2 separate regions of the Homo sapiens genome follow, and region 1 is linked to region 2. Evidence: chromatin contacts called from ENCODE Hi-C or POLR2A ChIA-PET data. All regions are on one chromosome and are shown on one strand. The core of a region is the stretch at or near the end of the contact, and the rest is flanking DNA. Distances in the headings are between cores, read along the strand shown. Region 1 has its middle 91 kb from the start of LINC02871. Region 2 has its middle 100 kb from the start of LINC02871.

Region 1 (2,700 bases), core at 82-2,581, 190 kb before region 2:
CTCTGCAGATTCTTCAAGGTGAAAACACTGATGCCTATAAAAATTACGTGATTAGACCTAAAACCACAAACAAATCCATGGCCAAGTTGAAACTCTAACGCTGGTGTCTTGATTTATGACTCAATACTTAATATTACGTCATGCTGGACATTAGAATACATTTTTAAAACTTCATTTAGGGAAGACATTGGGAAAAAATAAACTCTCTTACTCTCTAACAAGACTGAAAAGGTATAGAGATAAGTCATGTTTTATTTAATAGAGAGGAAATCCTTATATATGAGTCAAGTTAATATTTTTCTGTGATTCACAGAAGATTCCAGGTGCAAGTAAGATGAATTGTCTCTTGTTTTCCAGTAGAATATTTTCATCCTTTTCCATGTAAGCATGAGTAATATTCAAAATTAACTGAATTGTTTTGTTCTGGCTAAATGCAGGAATGTCATTCTGTAAAAATATGTACTATGAAAAATAAAGATATTAATGATAAATTGGCCAGTCATGAGCTCTTGTCTGTATACAATAAACTGAAAATAAGTGTGAAAATACAGTGCTTTTTAAGTATGTGATTTTTTGAATGAAATAATAATGATTTTGAGTCATTTAAAAGCACTAATTTTGAAAGAAATGAACTTTTCATGGCAGTTTTGGGCATCTGAAAAGTAAGTTCATGGTTTACATCCCATTCTTTTGTAAGGCACCTTCTGGCCCATCTTTTTAAGAGGTGTTTGAGGGATCTGAATCTCTCTTTGGATCTGTAATACATTATAGTCTGCTGATAAGCATCCTATAATTTTTTACTGCATCATTACAAAAAAAAATTGGGGGCAAAGTAGACATTTAAAATAAAGTTTTGTTACTCGAAAACAGACAGTCTCCATCCTCATTCTGAGTAATGTCTGCCTCTATTCAGTTCAACAGCCCACAAAGAGAGTAATAGACAAAGACATGCCAGATTTTAAAAATCACACTCTGAAACCATACCTAGTGGAGAAGCCCAGAAACTGCTTCACTGAACAATGTACTTCTGAAAATATGTTGAAAGGTGGAGTACTATTTTATTTCATTGCTTTTTTCCCCCCTTTCAAAATTTGTATACCAAGTTCCCTTATTTAATAAAGACCTCAGGGCCTTCAAAAATTGATTTGTTTGGCTTTGGCCATGGAGACACTCCGGGCTTTTCCCAGTTCAGATCCTGAAGAGATTCATGTTGACTCAAAAGCCAACTTTCTTTGGCAGATCCCCTACTGGACTCAGCCTTTGTCCTTGCCAGTACCCCCTGGCCCACACTGATGATATCACTCTGAGTCACACACAGGCTTCACATACATGGCTCAGACACAACAATGATGCTGCTGATGACAACCCCACTGTTAATAATCTGTTCACATGGTGATATGAAGCATTACCTGGCTCTGTGTGTTAACAATTAAAACTTGTTTGGTTTTGCTTAAGCACAGACTATCTAGGATTAGACTAAGCATGCTGTTGCTTTCTCTATCTTATCTCTATCTTTGTCATGCATCCTTGGCCAACATATAGGAGAAATCTTTTTGGACATCTTTTAGCCTTTGATTGACCTCTTCTGGCTAAATTAACATGTCTAGGACAAACACAGGTTATGTTTGACACCATTTCTCCTTGAGGCATGAAGATGTACCTCAATGATGAAAGATGAGTATAAACTAACCTTCACAAGCCTTCTCTTGAAGATGTACTACATTGTTGTGGAGTTTCTGTTTAATTGTGCCTGATAATTATATTGCTGAAATGCTTTGCCGAGAAATTTCAAAAGAAGAACTGTGCTCTACAGACTTTATGTCAACAGTTTTTTTTGTATTTCCATGTATGTTTGAACTAAGAACAACACTGGAATTTTCCAAAACTCCATACCAGTGAATGCATGGAGTTACATAGTGACTATTATAGTGTTTGCAAGGTTTTAATGCTAATTATTGCATTTAAGAAGGCATATGTGGAAAGCTGAAACTGGATCCCTTCCTTACACCTTATACAAAAATTAATTCAAGATGGATTAAAGACTTAAATGTTAGAGCTAAAACCATAAAAACCCTAGAAGAAAACCTAGGTAATATCATTCAGGACATAGGCATGGGCAAGGACTTCATGTCTAAAACACCAAAAGCAATGGCAACAAAAGCCAAAATTGACAAATGGGATCTAATGAAACTAAAGAGCTTCTGCACGGCAAAAGAAACTACCATCAGAGTGAATAGGCAACCTACAGAATGGGAGAAAATTTTTGCAATCTACTCATCTGACAAGGGGCTAATATCCAGAATCTACAATGAACTCAAACAAATTTACAAGAAAAAAACAAACAACCCCATCAACAAGTTGGTGAAAGATATGAACAGACACTTCTCAAAAGAAGACATTTATGCAGCCAAAAGACACATGAAAAAATGCTCATCATCACTGACCATCAGAGAAATGCAAATCAAAACCACAATGAGATACCATCTCACACCAGTTAGAATGGCGATCATTAAAAAGTCAGGAAACAACAGGTCCTGGAGAGGATGTGGAGAAATAGGAACACTTTTACACTGTTGGTGGGACTGTAAACTAGTTCAACCATTGTGGAAGACAGTGTGGCGATTCCTCAGGGATCTAGAACTAGAAATACCATTTGACCCAGCCATCCCATTACTGGGTATATACCCAAAGGATTACAAA
Region 2 (2,700 bases), core at 51-2,550:
GTGAAATGAGGGGTTAAAACTAGGTCCTTCCTCAGATGTTTTCCATCACTAATCACTAAGATTCTGGGATCCCAAAGCCAATATCCAATACTTGTCTTCTCCATGCCAGTGCCTGTGCCAGGAACTCTTACCAGTGCCATGAGTCCCAATAACCCTGGAAGGTTGGCATCATTCTAAACCCCGTGTTATTAAAGAAGAAACTGAGACTTACGTGGGTTAGGAGCCTTGCCAGGTTCTCTATTTCTCACAGCCAGGTGCAAGATGACCAGGGTGGGCAGCCTTAGGCCCCACCCACACCTACTGAATCAGAATCTGCATTTAACAAACCCCCCAGGTGATATGTACCCATGTTAATGTCTAAGAAGCAGTGCCCTAGGTCACAAAGCCACTGAATGTCAAAGCCAGAAGGCACATTCGAATCCTCTGATGCTGCATCTTGTACTTTTTCTACCCATACCACATCCATGATATCTCCTTCCAGAAGAAACTTATCCATTTAGCTCTTCTTATCAACCCTGGTCAGGATGTCATGCAAATCTCAGGATACCCTCTGCAGTCTTTCTCTTGGTATTATTTAAATCCATCAGGCACTACCAGAATAATTCCCTGGATGGTTTGCATTCTGCTGCCACTCCTGCATAATTAAATTAAACTTTTTAAAAATAGATTTAGGGGGTACAAATGCAATTTTGTTACATGGCTATATTACATAGTGCTGAAATCTGGGCTTTCAATATAACCATCACCTAACCATGGAATACTACTTAGCCATAAACTAATCATTAATCAAAAATGATAGCATTGCCAGTGGCCTTGGAAATAATAGATAAACCAACTTTTCAATGACATCAAGAATAAGGCCTAAGGATACAACCTAAAAGAGAAGCAAAGATTTTTTTATGTCTCTTTTGCTGATGATAAAGCAGCAAAGAACCACTGTGGGTACCAGGAAGATCTTTCTTTAATGAGGCTTGTCTTTGGCTTCTCTCTTGATACTTTGGCTTAAAAGACATCAGAGGGGACCTCCACTGTTAACAGTGATGGTCTCGAGACCCCCAGGCAGACCAGCCCCCCATTAGTTGGGTTACTCTGGAGTTGTAAACACGGTGCTCTCCCAATCTGTTTTCCAAGATGAACTGTATATAAAGCATGTGTGTGGCAGGAGATGATAGCACACTTGAGGCTTTCAGCAATCGATGTTTACAGACTATAATGGAAACCACAAGTTTCTTCTTTAACTCAAGTCAGTATACATTCCTTCAAGCCGCAGGCAAATTGGAGCAGGGAAGGGGGTTGGGAAGGCTTCACAGTGAGTCATCATTTCACATTTTTTAACAGCTTAATGAACATCCAGAAATGCCGCATTAGCCAGCAAAAATACAGTCCTTTTTTTCTCCCATCAAATTCAGCAATGACCGTATTTGGACGTGGGATTCCTTGAGCATCTACATTAAGTGACTTCCCTTACAGAAGGTAAGTGACTAAATGTCTAGTCTGCCACACAGTTACAAGCAAAAGCATATGAAGAGCCCATAACTAAGTTAATAACCTGCCTTGAAGTTAATAACCTGCCCTTGTTTTGCCCCAAGTTTGGGAGCAGGGAAACATTACTTCTAGGTTCCATTAATCCCCTGAAAAACTCAGCCCAGAGTGCTTGGAAAAGAAGACAGAATTCTCAGATCTGCAGAGCAGCTCTCAGCCAAGATTCATGGTGCTAACAGACAGATGGTAAATAAAGCTGGGTTCTAAGGCTACAGCTGTGTGCCTCTGCATCTCTCAGATCTATGTGTGCGATCATTAAAATTTTTTAGATCATCTAAAATAGCAGTCTCTGTGTAACCTTGGCAACTTTGCTATTTCTGACATTCTTTTATATTTTATGTACAGAGGTCACATGCATAATGTGGGTAAAATAATGAAAAATGTGTGTGTTTGTGCATGGATATTTTAATGCTATATTATGTAGTCATTAGTCTTTTAATGGCTGTTTGAATTAAGAAGGTAGAAACTGAGTTTTTTTCCAAGTTTCGTCCTGAGGCTCGCATAAATTGTCTTTTGTCTTTTCACGCTTTTTTCTCCATTTCGCCTTAATACTATAGGCCATATGCTAGCACTCAAGCCAACTACAAGATCTGAAGGATTCTACTTGTCCCATGAATCAAAATTTGCATTTTTAGATCACCTGTGAGAATTTTGCATGAGCCTGAAAGGAAAGAGGTTTTGAATCACTCAGTCTCATAAGAATTTTGTAAGATTTTCTTGAATTTACAAAAAATAAACTGCAAGCATACTATTTCTGGAATGATAGTAGGATATGTAACCTTGAAATTTCATGGACACTTCCTCATATCCCTACAGATTGTCTTTTCAGCTACCTGCTATTTCAAAGTAGTAATTCATTAAAAGATTGAATTATAACTCCTGTAATATTTGTGACAATGGATAAAAACATTCCCGTTACATAATTTTATATGAATTAAATTGAAGTCCTGCTCAAAAGAATCTGAAATTCTTTTGATAGGTGCTGATAGAATTAGAGATTTTAAAAGTAAACACATTTTTAGTCTGCTTTTACTTCATAAATTACTCTAAATAAAGCTGATTCAACCTTTTTTAATTCACCTAACAAAAAAAAGGTTGTCTTTGTATATTTATCACTCAGTCTTGTTAGAACATGTTACTAGTTAGCATAGTTTTCTG

What was found. Hi-C counts contacts between places; a loop is a spot of excess contacts on that map. ChIA-PET counts read pairs that join two places held with the same protein, here RNA polymerase II (POLR2A).
Region 1: a map of mammary epithelial cell shows a loop between it and region 2 (2.0-fold over the local background). The contact joins two enhancer-like sites. A Hi-C loop is called at or near these places in 1 of 168 maps with a recorded cell type or tissue (mammary epithelial cell). POLR2A ChIA-PET finds 5 or more read pairs at or near these places in 1 of 52 experiments (BJ).

The regions. Positions count from the first base shown.
Region 1 is chr20:11,116,587-11,119,286 of GRCh38, reverse strand. No RefSeq gene overlaps it. Among named protein-coding and RNA genes, the nearest start is that of LINC02871, 91 kb to the right of the region's middle. Within about 2 kb of position 1,331, at least 2 of the 41 ENCODE cell types and tissues checked have a DNase peak (open chromatin) inside an H3K27ac peak, as active enhancers do; they include mammary epithelial cell, where a contact is called at or near this core.
Region 2 is chr20:10,921,716-10,924,415 of GRCh38, reverse strand. No RefSeq gene overlaps it. Among named protein-coding and RNA genes, the nearest start is that of LINC02871, 100 kb to the left of the region's middle. Within about 2 kb of position 1,300, at least 4 of the 41 ENCODE cell types and tissues checked have a DNase peak (open chromatin) inside an H3K27ac peak, as active enhancers do; they include mammary epithelial cell, where a contact is called at or near this core.